6 separate regions of the Homo sapiens genome follow, and all the other regions are linked to region 1. The links are chromatin contacts, found by Hi-C or POLR2A ChIA-PET in ENCODE. All regions are on one chromosome and are shown on one strand. The core of a region is the stretch at or near the end of the contact, and the rest is flanking DNA. Distances in the headings are between cores, read along the strand shown.

Region 1 (4,883 bases), core at 1,720-4,219:
TCCTGAGTGGGGGTGGGGGGTGTCCTGGAACCAGTCCCCACAGTTACTGAGGAATGGCTATTCTCGCTCTTACAATTTGCTTATCCATCTTGAAAACTCTGGACTCATGACTTTAAGAAGCTAGAAATTCCATATCCATTCCAAAGTCCCCAAATGATTCCAAACCTTTTTTCTTCATCATACTTAACTTTTGAGATTCACTGCACCCTCTTTAACTAGTTCTGTATTCAAGGCTGTGAGAAAGGGGCAGGAAAGGTGAGATGGGGATGTGTGCATAGCTCTGAGGGACTAAAGGAGCCATGTCCAAATGTGGATAAATCTGGGCACCACTGCCTACATAATACGCCCCCCACCAACTCTTTTTTTTTTTTTTTTTTTTGGGGACAGGGTCTCACTTTGTTGCCCAGGCTGGAGTGCAATAGCGTGAACATGGCTGCTGATCTCCCCAGCTCAAGTGATCCTCCTGCCTCAGCCCCGCAAGTAGCTGGGACTACAGACGCACACCACCATATCCGGCTAATTTTTGTATTTTTTATACAAACAGGGTTTCACCATGTTGCCCAGGCTGGTCGTGAACTCCTGGGCACAAGCGATCCACCTGCCGCCTCCTCCCAGAGTGCTGGGATTACAGGTGTGAGCCACCGCTCCTGGCCTAATCCCCTTTCTCTATTTGAATATCTAGTGTTAGAATCTGAAAACTAGAATGTGTGTGGCTTCTTGGTTTTTGAGACAGGGTCTCGCTCCGTGGCCTATGCTGGAGAGCAGTGGTATGAACATGGCTCACTGCAGCCTTGATCGACTTCTTGGGCTCAAGTGATCCTCTCACCTCAGCTTCCCAATTAGCTGGAACTAGAGGATGGGCCATCACGCCTGGATAATTTTCAAATTTTTTGGAGAGGAAGTCTCACTACACTATGTTGCCCATGCTGTTAGAATGTGGGTTTTAGGATCTGCAGATCATGTTGAAAGCAACATTCATTAGCTGCTTAAAAACAGAATTAATCTGCTTTAATACAAATTTAACTTTTTAGTAATTTAAATTTTATGAGAAATCAACACCAATGTCAAGCATTAACAAATCATAGCATCCACTTCTATTAATATATAAGCCCAAATTTGTGGAATTTGACATGGGAATTCTAGGTTAATGTAGGATAGAATACTGCTCTTGATTCGGTTGAGCCTGAATCATGAGGACAAAAGGGTCAGCAATAGACAGGAAACAGTAAATAGATCACAAGAACCCAAAAGAGATCAAATGAAATAGAACACTGTATTTTCCCTGTGGAGAAAGGGTAGGTTTCTCCCTAATAGAATCCCTTCTCCGGAGGGAAAGGATAGAGAAAATGGGATGGTTATTCAGTTAGCTGTGAGCCTGAAGGAAACAGAAACCATTTCCCCTATGCTCAAGTGCATTCCAGAGTGGTATTTCCAGAATGTACCATGAATTTCAGAACCATTACCAAGTCTCTCTCAAGGGTAATAATGTTATCCCCATAAGGTACAACTATAATCATGTCACCTCCTTAAAAATCTTAGAATGGGGCCAGGTTTGATAGTTCACGCCTGTAATTACAACACTTTGGGAGGCCGAGGCAGGCGGATCACCTGAGGTCAGGAGTTCAAGACCAGCCTGACCAACATGGAGAAACCCCGTCTCCACTAAAAATACAAAATTAGCCGGGCGTGGTGTCGCATGTCGCCTGCCTGTACTACTCGGGAGGCTGAGGCAGGAGAATCGCTTGAACCTGGGAGGTGATCACAATCTTAGAATGGCTTCCCATTACACTTACAATAAAGTTTAAGTTCCTGTTCGGCCTACCACTTCATCTACCTCCACTTCACCCACCACACCTTAGGGCTAAACCACTCTCAACTGGCAATTTTTCTCCCCTTGGGCTTTCAATTGTGTAGCTTTTAAACCTGGACCCTAACCCCAATTTACTTGCTAACTCCAAATTAGCCTTCAGGTCCCTGATTAATTTCCTCCGGAAAACCTTCCCTAACTACCCCTTCTTTATACCCCAGCCCCTGTTGTCTACACCTTGAGCACTTATTTATCCTCAGTACTTTACTGTATGGCTCCTTAGGTGGGCAGCAAGTGTCTTAAGGACAGGACACATGTGCATCTGATTCTTCCTGTTTAGACCAGGTTCCTAGCACAGACCCTAACGTTGCCACCTTTTAAAAACTAGGTGAATTTGAGTTCTAAGATTTTACATTCTGACGTCCGTGGCTCAGAAATTCGACAGTTGATCGTTCTCCCTTTCCCCACATTGCTCAAGGGCAGCAAGTTTCCTTCCCTAAAGCCCAGTTGTTCTTTTCCGCCTCAAAAAGAAATGCTTCTTAGAATAACTTTTCTAGGGGACGGGTGAGGAAATTGTTGGCCAGATGCTGTGGCTTTAAGTCTAGCAACAGTACACCCTTCAACTCCATCTTCATTGTTTTATCCCCAGCATTGAATCCTCCATTCCACTTTCCTGACTGCCCTCCGCAGAGGCAACAGACCAGCCAATGAAATCCTTCGGGACGGGTCCGCCCCTCTGCAGGACAGGCTGACGTCCCCAGAGCGACTCTGCGCCCCCCCCCGCTGGTCCTTTGGTCCCCGAGTTTATGCCAGAGCATGGAGCCTAGGGCCTGGGTTGGTTTGGTCAGAACCAGGGCTCCGTGGGAGGGTTGGCCTCAGAAATGCAGGAATTAAACACCGTGCTCCCCACCCTAGCCCAGACCCGGCTCTTCCTCCCTCCCCAGCACGTAGAGCACCCGGGACATGGCTCCCGTACCCGATGTGCACGGAAAGCCTTCACAAGGTACCGATAGGCCGCGGTGTCGCGATAGGGTCGGCCGGTGGCCGCGCTCAGGTAGCGCAACTCCCGCAGAAGTCCTCGAAAAGTGTGCGACGGGGACCCTAAGGCCGCCATTGTCCTGTCCTTCTCCGAGCGTGGTGCCCAACGGCGTCCTACGACCCTGAAAACCCCTCCTCCGGCCCAGGCGCCTAATGGTACGGTCGGACAGACTACCGACTCCCCCTATCGACTGACGAGCAGTGGAACCGCTCACTTGTCCGTTGACCGAACCTTATTAATCGAAGGCCCAGGGGCGCCGTAACAAAATCAAACGAAACCCGACTGTTAACTGAAGGTACCAGGACCTCTAACCCAGAACAAGGGTTTGGGGAAACAGGGGCTTTTCTTCACTGCGTCATTGAAGATGCCCGTTAGCCGACCAACCGCTGAGTCTCAGGAGAAGCGGGCCCGGCGGGGGGTGTGGGTGTGGATTTGATATGGAACACGCTGAGAAGACATTTTTAAATGATTTATAAAAGGGATATCAAAATTCAACGTATTGACGTCTCCCCAAATCCCAGGGGACCTGCGGCTCAGACAAAGGACATGGGTGTGTGCAGATTCTCGAAAATTGCAGCCCACCAGCTAGTAAAAACACACACACACTTCCCATTTAAAAAAAAAAAAAGTAAAGTTGGCATATTTCGCTTTGTTTAGAAAGGGGAAAAAAGGACAAAAGTCACAGGCCACCCCAGATGGGACTCGAACCCACAATCCCTGGCTTAGGAGGCCAATGCCTTATCCATTAGGCCACTGGGGCTTCTGCAAACGACGCGCTCACACAACATATTCAACTATTTTCCTCTTTGGTACGTCATCGTCACTTCATTTTCGCCTTACCCTATCCCACGAAACCACACCTAGCGCCCACGTGAGGGGTGACGTATGCTGGGAGTTGTAGTTAGAGAACAAAAGTCCACATCACCGCGCCAAAGGCTTTACCCTCGAAACTGCACCGATGCTCCGGACGTTGAACGGGCGCGCGCACGCTTCTGCGTACGCGCTTGCCTGCGCAATAGTCTCCGCGCCTGCGCCGTAGTCCCCGCGCCTGCGCAAAAGCGGGCATGCGCCGTCGCGGAGCACAGCGCGCTGGGCAAATTGGCCGGATCTTCGAGACTCGCCCTCTGAACGTCAGCTCTGGTGGGTTTTTACCGGAAGCAGCCGGACCTTTTCCGGTGTTGCGAATTTCCAGGAGGAGCTTTGCTCCAGCGGCCGTTAGATGGCGCCTGCCGCGGTCAATTTCTGCTTCCGGTTGAAGCGTTGAGGCCATTTCCGCAGGCCGGGCGTGGTGGCGCACGCCTGTAATACCAGTACTTTGGGAGGCCGAGGCGGGCGGATCATCTTAGGTCGGGGGTTTGAAACCAGCCTGACCAACACAGAGAAACCCTGTCTCTACTAAAAATACAGAATTAGCCGGGCGTGGTGGCGCATGCCTGTAATCCCAGCTACTCCGGAGGCTGAGGCAGGAGAATTGCTTGAACCCTGGAGTCGGAGGTTGTAGTGAGCCGAGATCGCGCCATTGCTCTCTAGCCTGGGCAACAGGAGCGAAACTCCATCTCAAAAAAAAAAAGAAACATGTGCCGTGTCCTTTGAATTGGTGCGTCAGCGATAAACATGGGACAGCGGGGAAGTAATAGTACATTGATTAGGAATTAATTTTAAAAATTAGCAGTTCATTTTTTGGTTCTGTTCCTAATTGTATAACGAACAAATCACTTCGGAGTCCCAGTAAACTTACCCTTATAGTATCACAGGGGCTTCCCATTGTCCCTAAGATAAAGCTCAGACGACATAAATTGATCCTCGCTTGTACCTTAATCTTCATCTCTCACTTTTCGCTTATCACCCTCTGCTCCAGGTATCTCCACTTTCATTGTCTCTTCCCCACCACACACCTTACCTGATATTCCCTCTGCCTGAAACTTAACCATTTGTATTAATATGCCTCTTTACCCTTTGGGCTTCAGCTTACTCCAGAAGTCTAGGTTAGACGCTTCTCCAGGCCCTTGAAGTCAATACGGCAAGGTGAAAATTATT
Region 2 (4,883 bases), core at 1,420-3,919, 4.7 Mb after region 1:
ACGTTTGTGACCTCTGTTCTTCAGGCCCCAGACACACAAAGATGAAGGCCAGGTGAATTTAGGTGCATCAATCATTACTTAAAATGTGCCTCTTAATCTCAACCAACCACAGCAGGCAAAAGAGGAAGAAAGACTAAAAGCTCTACCCAAACACTAACAGTAGTTGCTTCTAAGTGACATTTTTCTGCCACATTATACTTCGGTATGCTCCAAATTTTCTACAATAATCTGGTTTGGTTTAAATAGGAACACAAAAGAGTATATCCTTGTAATGGGGACAAAAATAGGAAGATCAATAAGACCTAGTATTTGCTAGCACAACAGGGTGACTATAGTAAAAAAAAAAACAATTTAATTGTAAATTTTCAAATAACTAAAAGAGTACAATTGGATTGTTTGAAACATAAAGGATAAATGCTTTTGGTGACAGCTACCCTATGTACTCTGATGTGATTATGCATTGCATGCCTATGTCAAAATATCTCATGTAACCCATAAATATATACACCTACTAGGTACCCACAAAAATTAAAAATTAAAAAACAAGAATATATCCTTGAAGCTGGGAACTTTTACTTGCTAATAGATGGTACAGAATTTACTGCAATGAGATTCTGCTTGTATACTAATAATTTTTACTTTAAAACAGACTTTAAATACAGAGTTTATATCTCAGATATAATTTAATGCAACATCTGCTTTCTAAAGATGCAAAAATCGAGATGGTAGGATCGCTTGAGCCCAGGAGGCAGAGGTGGAGGTTGCAGTGAGCAGAGATTGCGCCACTGCCCTCCAGCCTGGGCAACAGAGCGAGACCCTGTCTCAAAAAAAAAATGCAAAAATTAAGAGTCACAGTTGAAATGATTTGTTTAAGATCACACAAATAGTAACAGTTTCAGGACTAAAGCCAATGTTCTTGATTTCTAACTCAGAGCTCCTTCCACTATGACACTGTTTGAATTATGCTTCTCTGAAGTCCACCACCAACTGGGGAGCATCTGCGGTGTATGAGGTGCTACTGGAATACAAAGATGGCTAAGAAAGAGCTATTCCCTGGACTCACGGGAGGCAGTTCAAAAAAAAAGAAGGCCGGGCGCGGTAGCTCACACCTGTAATCCCAGCACTTTGGGAGGCCGAGGCAGGCAGATCACCTGAGGTCAGGAATTCGAGACCAGCCTGGCCAACATGGTGAAATCCTGTCTCTACTAAAAACACAAAATTAGCTGGGCGTGGGGGCGCATGCCTGTAATCCCAGCTACTCGGGAGGCTGAGGCAGGAGAATCGATTGAATCCAGGAGGCGGAGGTTGCGGTGAGCCAATATCGCGCCATTGCACTCCAGCCTGGGCAACAGAAGCGAAACTCCGTCTGAAAACAAAACAAAAAAAAAACCAAAACAAAAGAAAGAAAGAAAGAAAAAAGACAAGGCCAGGCACGGTGGCTCACGCCTGTAATCCCAGCACTTTGGGAGGCCGAGGCAGGCAGATCACCTGAGGTCAGGAGTTCAAGACCACCCTGGCCAACATGGTGAAACCCCGTCTCTACTAAAAATACAAAAATCAGCCAGGCGTGGTGGCCTATGCTTGTAATCCCAGCTACTTGGGAGGCTGAGGCAGGAGAATCACTTGAACCCGGTAGGCGGAGGTTGCAGTGAACCGAGATCGAGCCACTGCAGTCGCTCCAGCCTGGGCGACAGAGCGAGACTCCGTTTCAAAAAAAATAAAAAATAAAAGACAAATTGACATGAGTTCTGCTTTCACTATTAAAAAACCTTTAGTACCTACAGGTGAAACTTAGCTTTTGATTTTTCCCCTTCTTGGAAAGAGTCTGCATTTAGTCAGCTAACATTCTAGTACCACTCACAAGCTAAAGATCTTCCGTAATTTGCAAGGGAGGCAGTAGGGGGATGAGAGTTATAAGTTAGCTAACAACCAACTATTCTTTAAAGCTTAACTGTGAACTTAACTGCAATTATGCATTTCATTGACCTTCTCTAGTGTAATACCAGCTCGTCCCTTAGAAAAGAGGAAAATACACTTACGTTTTTATTTCTAGTGGTTCTAAGAACTTGTGATTTGGCTCCAGATTCCTACATGAAAACACTGCATATATTCACCTCCTTCTCTTTTCACCGCATTCGAGTTTTTCTGTCTACTACACAAAATGATAGATAGGGCCAGGTCTGCCAGAACCCTAAATACAGCGGCATCGCCCTGCTTCCTTCCAGGGGATCTTACTATTGGAAGGGCTCTGCTACACAGTACCTCAGACATCCAGAAGAGAGTTTATCTTCCCTCCAACTTCTATATATTCTTGCCATAAGGACAGCACTACCAAAGCGGGCTCCTCCTCTCAGTTGACAGAACGGTGACTGCCTGCGAGGCTCATTCTGAGATAGGGACAAGGGAAAGGGACCGGGGCGATAAGTGAGGGTCCCAGCTTGAGGGCTGGAGTGGGCACCAGACTCCCACCAACGACTAAACCGGGGGAAGTAAAGAAACTGGCCTTCCCCGCACCCAAAAATAAAACATCACATCACTAAAAAATGTAAACGTTCGCAACATTTTCTAAAACAAAGCCACTCACCTGCAAAGGGGCCACCAGCAGCAGCAGCAGCAGCAGCAGCCGCTCCTCCGAGCCGCCAAAGAGCCAGCGCCTCCTAGGACTCATCACTGCCGCCGGCATCGACGCTCTTTTCTAGCCCCTGAACCAGACGTGGGCAGGTCCTAGGGCTCTGCCTATTGGAAAGTCGAACTGTCACTCATCCACGGTCCCGGCCTACTCCCGGAACAGGAGAGGTCTCTTCCGTTTACCAAATCCCAGGAGTAAGAAGTGGGGCTCTGATTGGTTTACTCTAGAGACGAGCACATACCTGAACCAGTAAGGAGTTGGCTTCGACGCCAGCGGGCAGGCTTGGGCCTAGGGAAGTAGAAAAACACACCCTAGAGCGTCGCTGGTGCAAAACCTCGGGTGCGGGGAGCATCTTAGCTGTTTGAGGTTCTAGAAAGCGTTTAACGTCTTAAAAGAAACACCTGCGGGTGAAGACAGGTGTCAGCGGACTCTTGGAAGAGAGGAGGTGATGTTTCTTTTACTTATGGGAAATTTAGGGATTGAAACCTGAAGACGAAGCCGAGGTATCCTCCCAGAAGAAGCTCCTTTCGCACAAATTACTCGTGGTTGAAAGTCTTAAGTCGTGATTAAAACAAATGCCTTTAAAGTGCCCAATTTATAGGCAGTAACGCAACCTTACTTTCTCTTACCGCTTTTATAGGGATTCCCCTAGGCAGTTTGCTGACAGTATTTTAGGTGGGGAAGAAAAGTGATTAATGGAATGCCCTAAAAGCTTATTGCACAGAGGAAGGGAGGCTAGAGTGGAATGAGAGAATGACAAATTTGGAGGCGACAATAACTGAACAAGAGAAATCTATGAAAACACCGGAAACCTGGCACGAGGCCTTAAAAGCTTCTAAGCAGGCTTGAACTACCACACGAGGTTTTGAAGCATATGTGTCAGAACTCTTGGGTGGGCGGGAAAGATAAGGAATGTTATGGGAGATTCCCTTCTTAGAAGCTATCCTAAGTAGTGTTTCGTGTCCTCCTGTGAGTTTTTCCTGTTTCATCCTCCTAACAAATGCATTAGGTTTGTGACACGCAAGCAAGTCCTCAGAATAAATTATACATACAGTTGAAAAGATAATCTTTCCACATTTGAAATTCTGTGACACACTCTTTATTGAACTCATTAAGACCTAATCGTAGCCAGTTCTGTATCTCATTTATCCATGTTAGAGCATGACAGTTCCTCCTGGGATATCAACAGAACTTTACTTCCGGGACGGCACTAATCCGAGGCTTGACAGGTCCCAGCAGGTGATAGGTCTCACCTAGTGATAGTTAGAATTTAACTTGCACAAGATTAACTAGAGTTCAGGCCAGAACAGCTGGAAGGGGCAGCTTCCAAATCTTATACATTTGCCCTCTTGCTTTTTTCTCAATATCAGTTGAGGACAAAGTAAGGAGAAAGCTTTTCTTCTACAGTGTAATAAAGCTCCTATTCAGAGTGCCCACCATCCATACTCCGGAGGCTAATGACAGTCATTACCAAGTGACAGTCTTGTGGCATTTGGCATTTAGGGCTACTTAGTCTGGACTTAAGGGCGCCTACTCATTGGATTTAAGTTTACTGTTGTTATGGACACCCATGGAATGCTAGCTTGTCACATAAAACCTTAATATCAAACATCACTTGCCTTTTAGAATCATTCGCAAGAGTATGTGGCTTATGAATGAGTCATTTTGATATAAGATGGAAGCTTATATCAGTGATTCTGTCTAGAAGGAATTAAAAAGCAGATTTTCATCAGGAGCAAGCATGTTTGTAAGACAAATGTGCACAGAGGCTAACAGAATTTCAGGAGTTACTTTTGCCCTATGGCAAGATTGTTCTCCATACTTAATTATGTTACAGTATCATATCCTGAACCCTGTGTCCTGGTCTATTCGATGAGCTGTCTCTCTTATGAATTTTTAAATAACGAGGTCGTGGTTCACAAAGATGATCATAAATCCATTTAAGGCAAAGATGAACTCCAAAGAATATTAGACTTGTACAAACTTAGTACTTGACAGGGCTTTGGAAATTAAACTCTAGCTCCTTGTTGTACAGATAAAGAAACTGAAGCTTAAGTGATGTGCTCAGAATTACTTGGTTGGGGACAAATCCTGGGCTAGGACCCAAGGTTGCTAATTCATATAATTCTGGGAAGATGCTTCCTCTTCCTGCTGCCTTCTCCTCCTCACCCCAAAAGCAATGTATTTTTTAAATTAAGATTAATTTTAGGATTCACTTCCATTGAAGACCAGTCATGAGGACTTCAGTTCTGAT
Region 3 (4,883 bases), core at 1,223-3,722, 4.1 Mb after region 1:
TGAGATCTCAAAGTAGGAGTTGGTCTCCCAGTAGTCACAGTGGTGACTCTCCTTTCCTGCCCTTGAGGCAAGTTTAGCTGCCTGGAGGGTACACTTGTGGAGACAGGTAGGGCAAACAAAGAGGGCAGAACAAGGTCTGTCTCGTCCTGCTGTGGCTTGCCCTGTGCTATCTTTTTGGCTTTCTCTAGTGTAGATCAGAGCCCTTTTGGAGCTGAATTTCCATAGAGTAGGAGTGGAGGGTCTGAGCAGAGGGGCAGCAATGATTCTGAGTTGTATTTTGACAAACACGAAAAGTCATACCATTCGAGGGAAGGAGAAGGGAACACTCCATGCATTTTACCAATAGGCCATTCACTGTGCTAAGCGTTTTACATACACTGTCTTATTAAATCTTCATTACTACTGTGCAAGGTGGGTGTTATTGTCACCATTTTTTTTTTTTTGAGACGGAGTCTCGCTCTGTCGACCAGGCTGGAGTGAAGTGGCGCGATCTCGGCTCACTGCAAGCTCCGCCTCCCGGGCTTACGCCATTCTCCTGCCTCAGCCCCCCCGAGTAGCTGGGACTACAGGCGCCCGCCACCACGCCCGGCTAATTTTTTGTATTTTTAGTAGAGACGGGATTTCACCGTGTTAGCCAGGATGGTCTCGATCTCCTGACCTTGTGATCCGCCTGCCTCCGCCTCCCAAAGTGCTGGGATTACAGGCGTGAGCCACCGCGCCCGGCCTATTGTCACCATTCTGCAGAAGCAAGTCTCAAAGATATTGGCTATTTTCCTACTTACAAAAATACGTGCACCTTGTAAAAACTTCAACAATAAAAAGAAAGTAAAAAACAAGAAGTCCTTCATAGTCTCACCTCTCAGATAAAACCACTCCAATTGTCACTTGGTATCTGCAGGGGGTTGGTTTTAGGACCCTCCCTAGAAGACCAAAATCCATGGATGCCCTGATGTAAAAAGGCCTAGTATTTGCATCTAACCTATACACTTCCTCCTGTATACTTTAAATAATCTCTACATTGCTTATAATACTGAATACATTGTACATGTTATGTAAATTGTTGTTATGCTATATTTAATTTGTGTTTTTAAAAATTGTATTCTTTTTTAAACTGAGACGGTGTCCTGCTCTGTCACCCAGGCTGGAGTGCAGTGGTACAATCACAGCTCACTGCAGCCTCGACCTCCTGGGCTCAAGTGATCCTCCTGCCTCAGCCTCCCAAGTAGCTGGGACCACAGGCAGCACCACCACGCCCGGCTAATTTTTTTTTTTTTTTTTTTTTGAGACAGAGTTTCGCTCTTGTTGCCCAGGCTGGTATGCAATGGCGCGATTTCGGCTCACTGCAACCTCCACCTTCTGGGTTCAAGCGATTCTCCTGCTTCAGCCTCCCGAGTAGCTGGGATTACAGGCATGCGCCACAACGCCCGGCTAATCTTGTATTTTTAGTAGAGACGGGGTTTCTCCATGTTGGTCAGGCTGGTCTCAAACTCCCGACCTCAGGTGATCCGCCCACCTCGGCCTCCCAAAGTGCTGGGATTGCAGGCGTGAGCCACTGCGCTCCGCATTTTTTTTTTTTTTTTTTTTTTGTGGAGATGTGGTTTCGTCATGTTGTCCAGGCTGGTCTCCAACTCCTGGGGCCAAGAGATCCGCCTACCCTGGCCTCCCAAAATGTTAGGATTACAAGTGTGAGCCACTGCGCCCGGCTATTTTTTATTTTTAAAACTTTGGAAAAAATATTTTCAATCCTCGTTGGTTGAATCCGTGAATGCGGAACCCGAGGATGCAGAGACCCGACTGCATAGGAACTTGGTGTATAATCTTCCTGAATTTAAAAAATGTACACACATACATACCTAATTTTTTTTTCACAAGAAACCAGGACTATAGCGTACATACACTGCTATGAAATTTGCCTATCCTAGCAGTGCATCTTGGTTATCTTGCTGTGTAGCCAATTCGTCTTACTAATGAAAGCAGAGATTTGGGGGAGTTAGCGCTCTCTGAGGACACGCGTGTTGTGGCTTCACGCAGGTCACTCTGCTCTTAGGGCTCCAGCTTCCTCCGTGTAGGAGGAGGGCAGGGGACCGGGAGCTCTGCGATGTAACGCCAACCAACAGGGCGCCGCACCCCCTGCCCGCCTCGGGACTACCTGGGATGTTCTTAAGATCCAGTCTTGTTTGACGTGGGTGGCAGCCGCCACTTTCAGTAATTCAGACAAAGCCGCCGCCGGCGCCGCCAGGACCTCCCCTCGCCACTCCTCGGGAGGGGTAAGGGTGACTCGAGCGGCCAGGCGGGCTGGGGCTGGCTCAGGGGCGGGGCCTCGGGCGGGGAGCCGGCCGAGGGGCGGGGCCTCAGGCTGGTCGCCCAGTGCGTGCGGGCTGGTAGGCCTGTCGCGGCGTGACGTGCTCGGCGCCCGCGTCCGGCCCCGCCCCATTTCTCCCAGGCCCCGCCCCTCCGTCCCTCACCGCACCACCCCTAAAGACGCTAGCGCTGCGATGGCGGAGGCCGTGGAGCGCACTGACGAGCTGGTCCGGGAGTACCTGCTCTTCCGCGGGTTCACGCACACACTGCGGCAGCTGGACGCCGAGATCAAGGCGGACAAGGAGAAGGGGTTCCGGGTGAGAGGCCGGCGGGAGCGGCGCGGGCAGAGGCGGCCCGAGGGAGCCGGGGAGCGGGCTTCCCCCCAGCACTGCCTCCGGGGCGAGAGCGGCGCTGTCACTCGCGCCGGGGCGCCGGAGACCTCAGCGCGTCCGACCCCAGCTTGACGGATGAGGAACTGAGACCCTCAGACGGACAGGACCTGCCTGAAGCCGCCCCCCGAGTCAGGAGCATCGCCGAGGCTGGAGCCCCGATGCCCCGGCTCCTGGTCTAGGGTTCTGTCTCCACTCCAGCCTCCTTGGCCAGGATGGCGATGAGGTTTTAGGAGCCGAGGTTAGGTAGATGGTTGCGTTTTGGCAACAGATATTCGTGTTGGCTTCCAGTGGCAGTGGAAGCAAAGAAGTCTGCAGTCCAAAACGTTAGCTGCGTTCAAGTATCTGCGGTGTTTGTTTAAAATGGCCTCGTCAGGGACTCATCGGCAATTTTGCTTCTGCAGTTGTGGAAGACCTCATGGCACATTAGAGAAACCCAAACTTCCCCTGCTCTAAAATGATTTTCCATTGCGAGGTTCTTGGAATGTATATGTGTGTGATTTGTATGTTTGTGTGTACTGACTTCAATGAGAGGCAGTGAGCTAACAGCAAGAGCACTGGAGGGGAGTTAGGAGATCTGGTTTCCTGCCTGGCCAAAGTTAGTGGCTACTTAGTGGCAAAAGCAAATCATTTCACCCCTCTGGGCTTCAGTGGCCTGATCTATAAACTAGGGGCATTGGATTGGTATTGATATCCAAACCCTTTTCCAGATTCTGTACTCTGCTGTAATTGCTCCTCACAAGAAGGTGACTTCCTTGGCTGACACTCTGAGCAGCTACCACGGCTTCGTGGAACTTTGATGACTTGAAGGAGTCAGTCCATGCACCTCCTCATGATCCTTGGGATCTGGGAATTGTGGAGATTGTCTCATAGCTCTTCTTCACCCCACCCCCTTTTTTAAAAATGTGAGGTAACTGAAACTACAGTTAAGCAACACTGCCATTTTTTTTTCTTTTTTGACAGAAAGTCTCACTCTGTCGCTTAGGCTGGAGTGCAGTGGCACGATCTCAGCTCACTGCAACCTCTGCCTTCTGGGTTCAAGCGATTCTCCTGCCTCAGCCTCCCGAGTAGCTGGGATTACAGGCGCGTGCCACCACGTCCAGCTAATTTTTGTATTTTTAGTAGAGTCGGGGTTTCACCATGTTGGCAAGGCTGGTCTCGAACTCCTGACCTCAGGTGATCCATCCACCTCAGCCTCCCAAAATGCTGGGATTACAGGCGTGAGCCACGGTGCCTGGCCTGATGACACTGCCAAATTGATCAAGTAAGTCAGAGGCAGATCCAAGATCTGGAGCCAGATCTCTTAGGTTCTGGGCCAGAGCCCTTTTACACCTGAAATTTCCGTGCTTGCTAGAGGGTCAAACCACTTCTCTAACATCAGAAAATTACTGAAAAACCGTTGCATTAGTATGTTTTGAAAATTTTATAGATTGCTAACTTACAAATTTTTTTTTACACCCAGAAGCCATGACAAGAGGAAAAAGCTTTATTCCATGGAGGGGAGAATTCCCTTCTGTCCCTTACCACCTTCTCCATCCATGTTTCTCGCCAGGTGGATAAGATTGTGGACCAGCTGCAGCAGTTAATGCAGGTGTATGACTTGGCTGCCCTTCGGGATTATTGGAGCTACTTGGAGCGTCGGCTCTTCAGCCGCTTGGAGGATATATACAGACCCACAATCCACAAGCTGAAAACCAGCCTGTTTCGATTTTATCTTGTCTACACAATCCAGGTGCCTGTTGATTCAGGGGTTCTGCTTCCCTTGGTGGAAGGAGCTCTTTGATCCCAAAATAGATTTTCTTCCAGTTCCTAGGGAGGAATCTGTATGTGACTATGGGAAAGAGTGCAGCAGTTACAGTGCAATTATTTTTGACTGTTTTTCTTCTTTTTTTTCCTTGTCGTCATCTGTAGATCATCTGACTTGTCTTCCCCATTCCTATTTCCTTTTTTATGTTAAGCATGTAAGCTTAAAACAAAGGTGGTATTTTAAAGAATATAAGTAGCTGGGTTAAAGTTTGAGTAATAAAGATGATAGCTGACCTGGAGGAATGAGTCACTTAGTTATTTGAACATCAGCTAGGGATTAATTTTTAGGATGGGATTTATCATTAGAACTTCAGCTTAAACCAGCTTTGAAATGACAAGTTCCTTGAGAAAAGAGTGATGATTTCCTTTATATTATGGAATTTTATT
Region 4 (4,883 bases), core at 1,939-4,438, 3.9 Mb before region 1:
TACAGATAAACGGTAGAAGGAAAGGCTGTCAAGTCACAATTTGACACAGAAGAGTGGAGTGGAAGAGGCATGAATAGGAAGAACAAAAAGAATAAGACTTACAATAACCAAGATTATGCATATTTCTTAAATCTGGTTAAAGCAAAGATGTACTAAGCAGGAACACATTGATCATAAGAAAATAATGTCTAATTCCTTATGGTTTATGTTCAGCTGAGATCATCTGAGATGAATGGTCTGACTAGAGGAGGGAAATATCTGTCTTAAGCAAAACAATACCCCCAAGTACACATATTTATGAGAAGGAATACTTCTCTGATAGACCAATTTTAATAAAGAGAATTATTTCAGAAAACATCTCACATTATCTAAGCTGGTGAAAGTGATGTAAGTTTATAATGATCTTAGATGAGGGTTAAAACACTATGGTAAAAACTCAAGCCAATGGCTTTAACAGAAAATAAATGAGGCAGACACTAACTCTCTTTCACTAGTGATATAAACATATAATTACATGTTTTTTAAAACTTTTAAGTTCCAGTGACAAAATGGCGAATCCTGTTAAGATGTGGATAAGCAGAAAGTATGACAGAAAGTCACAGTGGATAGGTATTTATCTATTTACTTTAAAAGAGTCTCACTGTGCCACCCAGGCTGGAGTGCAGTGGCTATTCACAGGTATGATCCCATTACAGAGCAGCACAGGAGTTTTGACTTGCTCCATTTTTGACCTGGGCGGGTTCACCCTTCCTTAGGCAACCTGGTGGACCCTGACTCCCAGGACATCACCACACTGATGCTGAACTTAATGTGGACACGTGACTGGCATAGCACACTATAGCCCAGAACTCCTGGACTCAAGCGATCCACCTGCCTCAGCCTCCCAAGTAGTTGGGACTACAGGCATGTGCTGTCACCTCCAGCTAATTTTGCTACAGGCTTGCAAAGAGATCAGCTTCTGCTTATAAACTAAAATAATCCTATTGCCAATATGTCATCTACATGCCTAGTTTACATAAATCCAGAGTTCTCTAGCCTGCCCCGTCACATTTTCCACATATGTAACAGCAGGAAGGGTGGCACCTGATAGCAGTGAAAATACAATAACTTCCATTTATAACTTAAAAACCTACTCTAAAATGCATTCTGATTTCTAAGGTGTTAAAACATGAGGGGAGGCCGGGCACGGTGGCTCATGCCTGTAATCCCTGCACTTTGGGAGGCTAAGGTGGGCAGATCACCTGAGGTCAGGAGTTCAAGACCAGCCTGGCCAACATGGTGAAACCCTGTCTCTACTAAAAATACAAAAAATTAGCCGAGTGTGGTGCTGCATGCCTGTAGTCCTAGCTACTCGGGAGGCTGAGACAGGAGAATCGCTTGAACCTTGGAGATGGAGGTTGCAGTGAGCTGAGATCATTCCACTGCACTCCAGCCTGGGTGACACAGCAAAGACTCCGTCCAAAAAAAAAAAAAAAAAAAAAAAGGGAGGGAAAAAATGTGTATCTTAGAGTCAGTGAAATACCACACATCTATGGAATGGATGCACTTGGCTTGCAGATGCTATTGGGTGAGAGATTTATAGTTAGAAGAGGGAAGAGCTGGGTCCTGGAAGAACTGGGAGAACTAAGATAGCAGGTGGGATCCTAAAACAGATGAAGTGGGTTGGAAGCAGCCAATGAATCTGAGGTTTGGAAAAATGAGTCTGAAACTCCATTTTTTCTTCTTTTTACTGTAATATTTCCATTACCCAAGACTTTCAGGAAAAACTGGCTACAAGAAAAAGAGCTATACAAATAAAAAAACCTATTTAAGAATGAATCACTTTCGAATACGTCAAAGCAGTAATAACGATCACATATAACACTGCAGCTGGGATACTAACCAGTGGTGCAGCAGATTTCTTCCATTAGTTTACCAGTAGTATTCGCTCCTTAAATCGTTCTCTTCCTCTGGTTTCCATGACAGCATTCTTTGGGAGTCTTCTCTCTGCCTACCCAGTTCCTGTTTTCTTTAGAGGGCCTTTGGCCTGCCCTTAATATTGATATTCCATTAGGGACGCCCCTTCAAAGAGCCTTTCCCTAGACAATCTCACCCATACTTGCAACTTACTGACTTATAGTTCTTAACTCTCTCGAGTTCCAGACTTGAATTTTCAATCAACTCTTTAGTTTTAATCTGAAGCATCACCCCCTCTGCACACCCGCTCCTTCCTCTACTCTGTAGTATGAGAGTCTTAAACGTGAACATTATAAAAGTTTCCAATCATTTAGAATTTCAGGACACAACTGGAAGGGGAGGAGGGGCGAAGGGCACCACGGAGTTCCTACGTCTTAATTCTGTGTCCTTCTGCAGGTTCCCTTTGCGAAGACCTTAATCTTCAGTCTCGAGCAGGAGGCATTACAATGTTCTCCTGGGTGATGACTGCCATGAAATGGAATGACCGGGGCAGAGGCATGGACACTCGGAGCCACAGGAACCCCCTTGTTCTGCCAAAAGTACTCAATTTCCAAACCCTGTATTGACTTCTTTGAAAATCTGGTCATTCTATGCAAAGCCATGCAGATCATGATACAATCGATACAAATCAAATGCACATCAGGCAGAGCACCGAGGTCTGCAGAAGGTCTCGTCGATTTTTAAGGAGACAGAGTATGGTCTTTTTATAGTTTCCCTCATAAGGGAGCCAGAGGAAAGGATGAAGAATCTTCAAGAGAACCCAAGAGCGGGCAGGACTGCAAAGACCTCCCCTTTAGAACCCTCGTGGGTTGAACAAAGGGAGGCTGGGGCAGTCTTTTCCCACGAGAGACAAGGCCAAGAGGTCCGCCCGCGGGCCCTTGCGCGGAGTCAGGCTCGGAGCGGCTCGGGCGGGCGTCCCACCCTTGGCAGGAAGCGCGGACACGGCTGCTTTCCGGGGCTCCGAGGGGAGGGGGCTGCAGGGCCGCACGCCTGGGGGCCACGCTCCCCTTCCCTGGGCTCCCCTAAGGAGCCCTAAGACCGTTCCCTACTTACCTGCGTCCCCTGTCAGCGGCCATCAGCTCCTTGTGCTGGAAGGTGGACCAAGACCCCGCGCTCGGCGCCGCCATTTCCCGCTTTTCCCGGGCTCTCCGCTGCGCACCGCCCACAGCCCAAACAAACCGGGGGCCGTCGCTTCCCCCACATCCCTCCCCTCAGACGCGGACGCACACTGCGCCTGCGCCTGCGCCCTGCCGCGCCCACACACCAGGCCACCCAGTCCCCGGCCCGGTGCGTGCGCAGGCGCAGAGCTCTAGCGGCGGCCGCGCGGTCCAATGGGGTGAAGTGGGGTGCTCGGCGGACAGACAAAAGGAGGGGAAGGAGCGGGGCGGGGCAAAGGGCGGGGAAAGAGCGAGGGCGGGCGGGTGTGCTCCGTTCGGCCTGGGAATCCGATTGGTTATCGATTCCCGCGGAAATCACCCCGGTGCCTCTCGCGCCCCCTGGCCGGCCTATGGCGATAACTTCACGGAGACGGGCGTGGCTGGAGTTTTGCTTTATTGAAGTTGAACGGTTGGGGCCAGGCTGCGAAGGAGACTGAGAGCGCGACAAGGCCCTGGACAGATGCCCGCGCGGGGAAGGAAGGCTGGCTTAGGAGGGGGCGTCAGCTATGGTTTAGCAGCTTCCAGCGACCGAAACCTACATCACAGCCGCAGCACACAATTCCAGGAAACCTGGTGCTCAATATTGGGATCTCAGGAATCAGGACCGGCGGCTGGGGTGAAAGCCTAGCGGTCAGAGCTTAGGAGTGAGGCAGAAGCTGTTAGAGACTCTTCGCAAGTGACCCCGGGGCTACATATGGATGATTCAAGAGGGAGTCTCCTCGCCAGAAAGTTCACATGTTTCACTCCTTCTGGCCTTCATACCAACCCATTGTTAAAACTGGAAGTCCCTCCACCTGGGGTCACTGACTCCACTGTTTTCAGATAGGATGGGGACCCTGCACTGGAGACTGCTCTCTAGCCCCTGGGCAGGAGAGGCACAGACACTGCTACGCACGCGGAGCAGGGATCACCAGCGCTTTGACTGACTTTGCTCGTCCAGGAGGCTGGGGACATGCGTGCCCATGCTCAGCCCACCCCCTCTGTAGACACAATTGGTCGCCCATTCTGTTTATAGGAAGTCTTCCATCCTGCACCAGCAGCTGTCCCTAGACAGGGATTGGGAGACATGCAAGTTGCTTGGCTTCCTATTACCTTGTGTTGAAAACACAATAGGCTTTGGGATCAGGAGTTCATTCCAGTTATTTTAATGTTATTTACTAGCAGTGTGCCCTCGTGCACATTATCAAACTCCTCTGACTCTTGGAATCCTCATTTTTCAATAATAACTCACAAAGCTGTCAAGCCTAAGGGTTCTAACAGCTCGAACAGCACCTGGAACAGAAGCAATAGCCGCCACTCAGAGGTTACTTCTTCCTTCTCCGCCTTCTCTGGATCACCTCCCTACCTCATCCTCAATCTAACGCTGGAAATATTGGATATGGGGTAGGTCACCAAATGTTGCCAGAAGACTCAAATTATGCCACCCATATCTCAGCTGGGAAGGGCTTACCGTGGCCTGACTCTCCTCAGGGTCCAAGTCCCCATTTATGATGTCCAGGCAGAAACACTTGTTTCTGACACATAGTAGGCGCTGGAAAATGTTAGTCAAATGAACGAGGTCTGGTGTGGAGAGAAGAGAAATCTTGGGAGAGTCATTTAAGGGGGTGCCCAGTTGTCCTCATAAAAAACACTATCATCATCAGGGTGACCAAAGCAGACATCATAGGCAGGGGGTGGAGTCAGAGGCTCTAATGTGGGGACTGCCGCCAAGCTCTGCAGATCAGGAGCAGTGGACACAGCCCGTGGTCCCCGAAGCCGAAGGTTGATTGG
Region 5 (4,883 bases), core at 1,567-4,066, 3.8 Mb after region 1:
TGTCTTGTGACTGGCTTATTTCACTTAGTATGTCCTCAAGTTTCATCCACGTTGTTTTATGTGACAGGATTTCCTTCCTTTTTAAGGCTGCATAAGGATACTATATATATGCATGTATACGTTATGTTATGTATATGCATGTATATGTATTATGCATATTGCATGTATATGACACATTTCCTTTACCCACTCAACCCAACATTCATTCCTTGATGGAAAAAGAGTTCCTTCCCTAAGACGTTTAGTTTTTTAAAAAACCAGCTCCTGACTCTTGGCTTTTAAAAATGTTTCCTATGTTGCCAATTAAACACTCCTGACACAAGGCTTTATTATACAATGTACACTCTTTGCTGCTGTTGGCAACTCCTTTTCCCTCCAATGATTTGTTTAATAATTATAATAGCTTAGGGCGAGTATGTACTAAAGGAATGTATATAGGCCAGGCACAGTGGCTCACGCCTGTAATCCCAGCACTTTGGGATGCCGAGGTAGGCGGATCACCTGAGGTCAGGAGTTTGAGACCAGTCTGGCCAACATGGTGAAACCCCGTCTCTACTAAAAATACAAAAAAAATTGGCCAGGCGCAGTGGCTCACACCTGTAATCCCAGCACTTTGGGAGGCTGAAGGGAGTGAATCACGGGGTCAGGAGCTCGAGACCAGCCTGGCCAATATGGTGAAACCCCTTCTCTACTACAAATACAAAAAATTAGCTGGGTGTAGTGGCGGGCGCCTGTAATCCCAGCCCCTCGGGAGGCTGAGGCAGGGGAATCGCTTGAACCCAGGAGGCGGACGTTGCAGTGAGCCAAGATCGTGCCACTGCACTCCAGCCCGGGCAACAGAGTGAGACTCCATCTCAAAAAAAAATTAGCCAGGCTAGCCAAGCATGGTGGCGGGCGCCTGTAATCCCAGTTACTTCAGAGGCTGAGGCAGGAGAGTTGCTCCAACCCAGGAGGTGGAGGCTGCAGTGAGCCGAGATCACGCCACTGCACTCCAGCCTGGGTGGACAGGATGAGACTCCATCTCAAAAAAAGAAAAAAAAAAAAAAGGAAAATAAATGTGTATACCTTGCGTACTGGCTCACACCTGTAAACCTACCACTTTGGGAGGCCGAGGCAGAAAGATCGCTTGAGGACAGCAGTTCGAGATCAGCCTAGCCAACATGGAGAAACCCCACCTCTACTAAAAATACAAAAATTAGCCCAGCGTGGTGGCACATGCCTGTAATCCCAGCTACTCAGGAGGCTGAGGCAGGAGAATTGCTTCAACCTGGGAGGCAGAGGTTGCAGCGAGCCAGGATCGCGGATCGCATCACTGCACTCCCGCCTGGGAGACAGAGCAAGACTCCATCTCAAAAAGAAAAATTAAAAAATAAAATAAAATAGAGAAATGTATTATATACAACCACACGTTAAGCATATCTAATTGGGAAGGAAGGACCGCAATATTAAGCATGTAACTTCATTACTAACCTTCTAATATATACGTCTAATATCATAAAATGAATTAGGTTGTGCTTAAGCAGTAGCACTAAGTAGTTTAAGCACCTAAGACTGACTTAGATCATTAGATGTTTAACTCTGGGGACATTACGTAACTATTTGAAGCCTCTATTTCCAAATCTGTAAAACGGAGTATGTAACAGTAACTACTCCAAAGGTGTATAAACGGGAACTGAATGAGATAAGCACGATAATAAGTGCAATGCTGGGATATAGTATGTGTTCAGTAAACATAGCCTTCATTATAATTTATCATAGCTTTTCTGAAATGATTTGATTTACAAAACAGATTTAGACAACTTTTCAAGAATATCAGTCCTGTGGAAAATAGAACCAATACTTTAAAAAAGAGTCCTTTTAAGTGAGATTCTCACAAGCATTTACCACACAGATATACTCTTAATCTTGCCCGCGAACTTCAGAGCATCTCAATCGAGGCATTAACATTCTAGGCACCAAATTATTTTTCCGGACTGCTCTGACCATGAAGGACTTTCTGCATCCTTGCCCCGCCTACTATGCGACAGCAGTGTACCCCAGGAAATATGACAATCAAAATGCACTCACTCATTCAAACACCACTGGAGGGCGGTACGGCCCGAATTGAGAATCACCGAAAGAGGATCCACCCCAAATCTTCCAGAGTTCCTTTACTACCTTCTAGATTCAATTCCACCCCGAAAATCTACAGCTCCAAAGGTACAAGAACATCCAGGGCCTAACCACATCCGCAGGGTTAGAAGACGTCTGCTGAAGCCCCGCCACCCTCTTCCTGACCACCTTTCAGATGGCCGACTTCATAATAGGGAGTATTCGCTGCCTGCAAGATCTCCCACCCTATAAGGAACTCCGACGCCTACTTTCAGCCTCTGCTCATGGCTGGAAAATATCTCGGGTCCTCTGGCTTCACTGTGGAAGACCTGATGCGTATTCCAGCGAAATCGGGACCACAGACGCACAGTGAAACTTGGGGGTGAGGGGGACCAGACTCAGCCCTGGGCTGTGAGAGATTACACACCTGGGTCCAGCGGCCCAAGCCTCACTGCCTGGAATCTCAAACCCCAACTCGAGGGCTGGAGCCGCAGCACCGACGCGCGCCATTCAAACTGGGGAGGGGTGGGACTCTAGGCCCAGAATTAGGGAAAAGCAGGCACCGCACATAAGTGGGGTCCTAGACTCCGAGAAACCTCACGGTCTCGTCTCTCCATGAAGACCTGGTTATCGCTCAGCTCAATCGTCTTTCTGTCTGGCCACACTTACCCGAATTTACCGCCAAAGGCGTCGCCATCTTAGAGGCGCACTAACAGAGCCCTTCTGCCGCATGGAGGCCCCGGGAAAGGGTGAGGCTGACCTGAGCGAAGCCTGAACAAAAAGGCACCACACTGTCCCCTCCACGCTGGGCCGTCCCAGGCGTACAAAAGGCTCCAGAATCTGCTCTGGGTCACAAACATCAATTTTCATTGGGATTATTCCCATTCAAATAAGGCGAGGGCAACCACTTCAGAGACACGAGGTCCTCGATCCGACGTTCATCGTGTAGTGCATCCTGGGACTTGTAGTTTCTAATGATGAGTTGGTTAAGTGGAGAGGAAAAAGTAAAGTGGAATAGAAAAAGATATTCTGAGAGTAGTTATTAAAATGACGCCCATTTATGACATTATAAAAGCCGTAAATTCAAATCATTATCTCCGCTTCAAGTTAAATCTTCCTTACAGTGGGGAGTGAAGTAAGGTATGAAGTGTCTACACCTCAAAAAGCCACTGACCGGTTACAAACTAAGTTTCCGTGACATTTCAGTTTACCAAATATATTCTGTCAACATAGTTGCGTAGAGCGAAACAAATCATAATTTTTAATTATAAAATTTTCAAACGGATACAAAATTAGAATAGCAAACACTCAGCATCAATAACGTGGCCAATTTCCCACCACGGCAGCCCCAACCCACCCTTACCACCCCAACACCCTCCCCTCCCCACCCCCCGCCCCCGATTAGTTTGAAACAGATTCCAGACATATCGTTTCATAATCACCAAGTATTTTTCTACCTGAGCACCCAAAGTAGCTGAACTCTTTCTTCAGCTGTTAAATTTTAGTTTGCTGATTTTCAAACTAAAATGTAAATAATCATTGCTATTTACAGCTATGTATTAAGAAAAATTTTATAGCCATTATCTCATTTAATCCCTGCAAACCATTCTATTGGGAAAATGATATGATTATAACTATTTATGTCAGAGACGCTCCATGTGCCTTACAATCTCATTGTATTAACTCTCCATCATTCCCATTTCACTGTTGGAAATCAGAATCAAATAATTTAGACAAAAGCATAGAGTATGTTAAGAATATCCAGAACTGGCAGGGCGCAGTGGCTTATGCCTGTAATCCCAGCACTTTGGGAGGCCAAGGCAGGCGATCACTTAAGGTCAAGTGTTTGAGACCAGCCTGGCCAGGAAGGTGAAACCCCGTCTCTACTAAAAATACAAAAATTAGCCAGGCATGGCGGCACGCACCTGTAACCCCAGCTGTTCGGAAGGCTGAGGCAGGAGAATCCCTTGAACCCGGGAGGTGGAGGTTGCAGTGAGCTGAGATCATACCACTGCACTCCAGCCTAGGCAACAGAGTGAGTGAGACTCCATTTAAAAAAAAAAAGAATATCCAGAACAGAACATTTATTCTTTTGAACAAATAATATCAAGTGACACAATGTACATTAGGTTTGAAACACAAAAATCACTGGTGATTTTTTCTAAAAGTCATTGATATATAGAGACAAATGCCAAACTACGATTAAAGTGGTTTTAAGGAGTGAAGTGGGGAAGAGAGAAAGTAAACGCAAAGGAATTTTTCAAGAAGTTTATCATGAAACTGAGAAGAATACTGAGCAGGAACTTGACAGGAAGCGGCATTCAAAGATTTCTCTCTCAGCACAGCTATTACAAGCCTTTCCCTCTCCACATGCACTTTTTAAGCCCACACGCTTCCCTCTCAGTAGATAACTTTGCTTTCTATAAAGTAACTCTTTAAATTCCAGCAACTCCTCTTCACCTGTCATTACACTTTACAAGCATTCTCTCACAGGCTTCTTCAATTCGTAGCAATTGGGATATTGCCATCATAAGCCCCTCTAAAACTGCGCTTGGTATGTTTACCAGTTATCAGTCATCAAATTCCATGGGCACTTTTCTGAATTATGATAGTTATAGGCCGGGTGCAGTGGCGCACGCCGGTAATCCTAGCACTATGGGACGCTGAGGTGGGAGAATCACCTGAGGTCAAGAGTTCGAGACCAGCCTGGCCAACATGGTGAAACCTTGTCTCTACTAAAAATACAAAATTAGCTGGGCGTGGTGACAGGACTCCTGTAATCCCAGCTACTT
Region 6 (4,883 bases), core at 1,203-3,702, 3.4 Mb after region 1:
AAGACTTAGATGAAGAACATTCCAGAGAAGAAACAAGAAGCATAAAGGCCTTAGGGTGGAATGAGCTTGGTTTAGCTTGAAACTGACAGAAGACAAGATATTTCAAAATCAAAGAAACAATGGGGGTGGCAAGGGACTGTCATGAGATAGGAGATACTATCACCTACCATCAGCAGTCAGTGCACAGAAGGCCCTGAAGGCCATATCAAGTAGTTAGGATTTTAACCTACCTGCAATAGGAAGCCTTTGAAAGGCCTTAGGACAACAAGTGCATGTTTAAGTTTTAAAAGAGTAACTCCCAAAGTGGGGAATTATCTAGAAAAGGATGAGTGAAAATAGGACACCAACAGGGAGGCTATCATAGCACATAGCATCATAGCAGTGTAGACAGAGATGACAGTGACAGGGATGGGGGATATGTGAGGGTGCAGGGAGTAGTAATAGTGAAGATGGCAAGAAATGAACAAATTTAAGACATATTTTGAAATATTTACTGATGGATTGAATAAGAGAAAAGTTGAGAATGGGAAGAGTGATTATGACTCCCATGTTTCTGGTTTTAGTGATAGGGTGGTTGGCAGCGCCATTTACAGAGATATGTGGGGGACAACTAGGTTTAACATCTACAGGAGACCAGATCCTATTCTGGACATGTTAAGTTTGAGAAATCCAAATGAGTAAGAAGTTAAATATAAGAATAGATCACATAGGAAAAGTCTAGTTAAAGATTTTTTTTTTAGATGATCTTGCTCTGTCACCCAGGCTGGAATGCAGTGGTGCCATCATAGCTTACTGTGGCCTCAAACTCCAGGGCTCAAGTAATCCTCCTGCCTCAGCTTCCCAAGTAGCTGGGAAGGCAGAAGTCCGCCACTGTACCCAACTAATTTTTTTAATCTTTGTGTTTTGTAGAGATGGTGTCTCATTTTGTTGCCCTGGCTGGTCTCCAACTCCTGGCTTCAAGCGATCTTCCAGCCTTGTCCTCCCAAGGTGCTAGGATTACAGGCATGAGCCACTGCACCCGGCCAAAGATATAAATCAAGAGCTCTCAGCATGATGTAACTCAGAAATCACACAGGTGGGAGTGTGTTGGAGAAGAGATGGAGATTCTAGGACTTGCCTAACAAATTCCCCCTTGAGATTTGTTTCCAGAAATCGTATCACTATTGGGTATGTGGATTTGTATTTCTAATTATCAGGGAGTAAAATTAACAAATGACAATCTAGGTAGATGTTAATATTTGGAGGGATTTCTTCTGATTTGAAACCCATTTGCTATTCTACTCTAAATGATAGCAAAAAAAAAAAAAATACATTTCCAAACACTATTGACATCCCCATTTTACACAAGTGGAAAACTGAAGCAGAAGGGGGTTCAGTAACTTGCCCAAGAAGACACAAAATTAGCAAGAAGTGGGACCTGTATCGCAAACTAAACAATTTGGCTCCAGAGTCTGTTTGGAACCCCTACACTGTACGGCAATGGTGGTAAAGTAGCTTAGTTAATGTGTTTAGTGGGTTACAAATAATAGATTATATATATGAGTTTTATATATAGTAATAGTTATATATGTATATATATTATACGTATATTTCTAGCTCCAATAAGAGCTTTTATTGGATCTATGTTCATGTGCGCATGCCTGGATCATTAGGGTTGTGAGGAACAATTCAAGTGGTAGCTATGCACTATGGCATTACAACTAAACCCTAGGAAGAACAGAACTGACTTCACCAGAACAGTCCTGAAGTTTCAAACCATTAAAAACAAACAGTAAATTTAAAAAACGCAAATTGTACTAGACAGTTTGGTTTGCTCCACTTTACGGCATCAAACTGAATGCCTGGACGTCATTTGCTGGTCAGGAAGATGAGTTAATTTTTTTTTTCCTGCCACACACTTAAGTTTTTTGCTCCAGGGAACATTATACATAGTGTTAACACACTCAATTTACATTGTAGTTTTAGTGTTGAAGATTTCCTGGAGGGCAGGAATAGCGTTATTCCATCGTTTTTAGCCCAGTCAGACTGGATGACGGAGAGAGGGAGGGGTGAAAAGGAGGGAGGGAAGGGGAAAAGGCAAGGAAGAAGGAATTCAAATTAAACACTCTTCCTATACATTTTTAGAAGCTGAGCAAGATGCCCTCCAAGATTATGTTTTTTAAAAAGTAAAGTTTTTCCCATTAATGGTGGTGCAGAAGCGTCCTAATCCCATCGAAAGTACTCTCACTCTTCCTCCATTCGCTGTCTTGACCTCCCCCGGGCCTCCTTCATTCTGCCTCCCAGTCCCGCCCACTTGTCGCCGGCTCCTACCCTCCACTCTAGCCTTCCCGGCAGCCTGTACATTGCGCATGCGCACTAGTGGCGTTCGCGCCGCGGACCCAGAGAGAGGCGTTCCGCGGAGGAGAAGAGGAAGAGGAAGTTGGGGGAGGGTCCTAGCGGGGAGTGAACCGGAAGTGTAAAGGTTCCTGCCTCTCCTCGGCCAGGCGGAACCTCTCTGCTGGGCCCGGTGGCCGCAAAAGAACTTTCTTTCTCCCGCCCGAACGGTCGCCGCGGCCAACTGCCTCGCCCGCCTGGCAGCCTAACCCTCCTTCTCTTCTTCTCCTCTCCGGCTTCGCGCGGCCCTGCCTCCCTCTCGCCCGGCGGCATCCGCTTGCTGCTGCCACCGCCTCCTCATCTTCTGCCCGGCCAACCGGCCTGCCCCGCTGCAGTGATGTGCGACAAGGAGTTCATGTGGGCCCTGAAAAACGGAGACTTGGATGAGGTGAAAGACTATGTGGCCAAGGTAAGCGGGGATGAGAAGAGTAGGCGAGAACACGGAGGTGGGCTGGAGATGAGGCTGAGGAAGCTGATGGGAGCTGGACTGCGGGGATGGGGGTGGGCGGGAGGAGAGACTTCCTGGGTGGAGGCGGCACCAAGGAGAGAGGGGCGTCTAGGGAGGAGCTAAACTGAAAGAAGGGTCCAGGTAACTTGGTAGCGTTCTGTGTCAGGTAACTGCTGCGTTAATACAGTTAGGCGCTACCTGACTTCCTGGCCTCTTGGGGGAGGGGAGGAGTGGTGTCTGGCTCATCCAGAGTTTCTTCTGCGCACTGATCATTTGAGTTTGGCCCTCTTCTACACCAAAGTTACTTAAACCTTTCTTTGAATGAGGTAATTCTCCATCTTGGACTTACCCATTACTAAATGAAGTAACCTAAGTAATTAGGATCAGAGGAACATGTTTTTTAACTCTCGGCCTGGTGTGAAGTTGAAGAATTCATTGACCGTGAAAAGAGTACCGAAAATAGAAATAGTTAAAATTCTGAAACTGAGTATCACTTCACTGTGGTGTCTTAACTTTGGGTGTGGCCTTTTTCCTTTCCCCCACCACAACAAATACATATTTGCTTCAAGTGGTAAGGTTGTCAACTGGCATCTGGGAATGTTTAAGGTATCTGAATAGTTTTTAAACAAGCATGTTAACTTCAGTTATTCCATTCTTCTCCCTGATTTCACCTGAAATGCTTACATGTGTAGTAAATAGCAATGCAGTTTAGTGGCAGTGTATTTGGGGGGTAAAATCATGATGAAGAAAGACAAACTCAAACCTCAGCCCCAAATATAAAACTGAATCGACATTGTGGCAGAGTGGGAAACTTAAAATTCCAAGCTAGCCTGTCTTTCCATCCTGAAACTGTGCCTTTGTAATTATGAGAGAACTTAACATGTGATTTTAATTTAGTGATAATCTAAAATGAATCTTCCAAAACAAGTATAATTTTATGACAACCACGGATGGCATCTTGCTCACCTTCTAAAAGTGTGAGAACCCAGTCTAGATTTTAACTCTTCAAAGAATAGGACCTGACCTGGGTTTTTGCTTCAGAGGCTGTGTTAGGAAGCAAGTAAGCGAAGCAGTTTCTTAAAACTTACAGGATTGTGCAAGGCAAACTGCTGAAGGTTTTTACTTTATTTAATGCCATTACAATTTAGACTTTTTGGATGCTGCTTACCTGCTTAGTTTTTTGCAGTGGAGTTTTAGGACAGGCTGTCTTCTCGTCACTGCCTTCTCAGCTGGTAGCCAACTGAAACTTGACTTATTGGCTATTTCAATATAAAGCTAAAAGGTAGAAATTATTTGGTACACTTACCAGTGGTGGGACACTGCAATACTCTGGAAGTAAGTGGGCTTTTGTTTTCCTGTCATGGTGGAACCTAGGTTGTTTGATATACTTGAAATACAAAAAGTTGATTAAGTACTAACTGAACTTACAGCTACCAAAATAACACAATGTATTTAGTGTTTTCCTGACACATTATTTTATGTCATCCTTGTGAATACTGGGAAGTAAGTCCTATTATTGGTCCCATTTTACAGATTACTGAGATGCAGGATACTTAAGAAAAGTTATGGAGATGGTAAATTGTGAAGCAAGAACTAAATTGCTGACTCCAAAACTGAAACTCTTTAACTGCTCCACGCACTATCTCTCAGTCTAAGATCTAATTGTGAAAGCGTATCATACCAAGATTTCTAGTAGGACATTCCCAGGGTCCACATTCAGGCAGGTAAATTGTGCCCAAAGAATTCTCAACTACACAAAAATATTTATATGAAAATATATGCCAATAAAGATGGATTAATTTATTTCCAATTAGTTTTATAATTAGGTTAGGTTATCATGTTCAATTTGATTATTTTCCCTATATTACTACCGTAGCCTGTTCTTCATTAATGTAAAAAATTTGCATAAGAGGGAGGGTAGACATTCAGAAAAAGCAAAAGGGAGTATTGAAAGTTGGACTATCCAAAAAGATATGACTGTAACTGTAATGTAATCTGATGTACAGAGCATTGAGCTTTATCCTTTCTTAGTTTTGAAGATTTCATAAAGTATCTTTCACTT

The links. Hi-C counts contacts between places; a loop is a spot of excess contacts on that map. ChIA-PET counts read pairs that join two places held with the same protein, here RNA polymerase II (POLR2A). Pooled maps may share reads with other maps.
Region 2: a map of B cell shows a loop between it and region 1 (30-fold over the local background). The contact joins the promoter of BPGM here to the promoter of FMC1 in region 1. A Hi-C loop is called at or near these places in 1 of 168 maps with a recorded cell type or tissue (B cell) and 8 of 50 pooled maps. POLR2A ChIA-PET finds 5 or more read pairs at or near these places in 1 of 52 experiments (OCI-LY7).
Region 3: a loop to region 1 is called in a pooled map, with 12 times the contacts of the local background. The contact joins the promoter of WDR91 here to the promoter of FMC1 in region 1. A Hi-C loop is called at or near these places in 1 of 168 maps with a recorded cell type or tissue (CD4-positive, alpha-beta memory T cell), 1 of 37 single-sample maps with no recorded cell type and 8 of 50 pooled maps.
Region 4: a pooled map shows a loop between it and region 1 (35-fold over the local background). The contact joins the promoter of CASP2 here to the promoter of FMC1 in region 1. A Hi-C loop is called at or near these places in 2 of 37 single-sample maps with no recorded cell type and 11 of 50 pooled maps. POLR2A ChIA-PET finds 5 or more read pairs at or near these places in 1 of 52 experiments (HEK293).
Region 5: a loop to region 1 is called in a map of naive thymus-derived CD4-positive, alpha-beta T cell, with 14 times the contacts of the local background. The contact joins the promoter of NUP205 here to the promoter of FMC1 in region 1. A Hi-C loop is called at or near these places in 1 of 168 maps with a recorded cell type or tissue (naive thymus-derived CD4-positive, alpha-beta T cell), 5 of 37 single-sample maps with no recorded cell type and 9 of 50 pooled maps.
Region 6: a map of B cell shows a loop between it and region 1 (12-fold over the local background). The contact joins the promoter of MTPN here to the promoter of FMC1 in region 1. A Hi-C loop is called at or near these places in 2 of 168 maps with a recorded cell type or tissue (B cell and OCI-LY7), 2 of 37 single-sample maps with no recorded cell type and 12 of 50 pooled maps.

Annotation. Positions count from the first base shown.
Region 1 is chr7:139,339,423-139,344,305 of GRCh38, reverse strand. FMC1 (formation of mitochondrial complex V assembly factor 1) reads right to left here and starts at 2,969. Exons shown (of 2, transcript NM_197964.5): 1 at 2,784-2,969. The coding sequence starts at 2,921. FMC1-LUC7L2 (FMC1-LUC7L2 readthrough) reads right to left here and starts at 2,969. Exons shown (of 11, transcript NM_001244584.3): 1 at 2,784-2,969. The coding sequence starts at 2,921. It overlaps TRR-CCT4-1 (tRNA-Arg (anticodon CCT) 4-1), which reads right to left and starts at 3,606; the gene lies at 3,534-3,606. It also overlaps a transcript of LUC7L2 not described here. RefSeq lists enhancers at 2,729-2,978, 2,426-2,993, 3,249-3,318, 3,349-3,418, 3,729-3,788.
Region 2 is chr7:134,644,639-134,649,521 of GRCh38, reverse strand. It overlaps BPGM (bisphosphoglycerate mutase), which reads right to left and starts at 2,669. Exons shown (of 3, transcript NM_001724.5): 1 at 2,585-2,669. All of the region lies in intron 1 of LOC124901750 (a long non-coding RNA gene), which reads left to right. RefSeq lists enhancers at 2,333-2,442, 2,543-2,692.
Region 3 is chr7:135,209,115-135,213,997 of GRCh38, reverse strand. WDR91 (WD repeat domain 91) reads left to right here and starts at 2,472. Exons shown (of 15, transcript NM_014149.4): 1 at 2,472-2,618; 2 at 4,243-4,422. The coding sequence starts at 2,496. RefSeq lists a silencer at 2,230-2,769 and an enhancer at 3,940-4,883.
Region 4 is chr7:143,286,656-143,291,538 of GRCh38, reverse strand. It overlaps CASP2 (caspase 2), which reads right to left and starts at 3,188. Exons shown (of 11, transcript NM_032982.4): 1 at 3,010-3,188. The coding sequence starts at 3,083. TMEM139 (transmembrane protein 139) reads right to left here. Exons shown (of 3, transcript NM_001282876.2): 3 at 3,491-4,883. The coding sequence ends at 4,710. It also overlaps the pseudogene RN7SL535P. RefSeq lists a silencer at 2,812-3,561.
Region 5 is chr7:135,555,850-135,560,732 of GRCh38, reverse strand. NUP205 (nucleoporin 205) reads right to left here and starts at 2,816. Exons shown (of 43, transcript NM_015135.3): 1 at 2,761-2,816. The coding sequence starts at 2,788. RefSeq lists enhancers at 2,106-2,225, 2,296-2,355, 2,416-2,465, 2,846-2,975.
Region 6 is chr7:135,974,928-135,979,810 of GRCh38, reverse strand. MTPN (myotrophin) reads left to right here and starts at 2,452. Exons shown (of 4, transcript NM_145808.4): 1 at 2,452-2,782. The coding sequence starts at 2,711.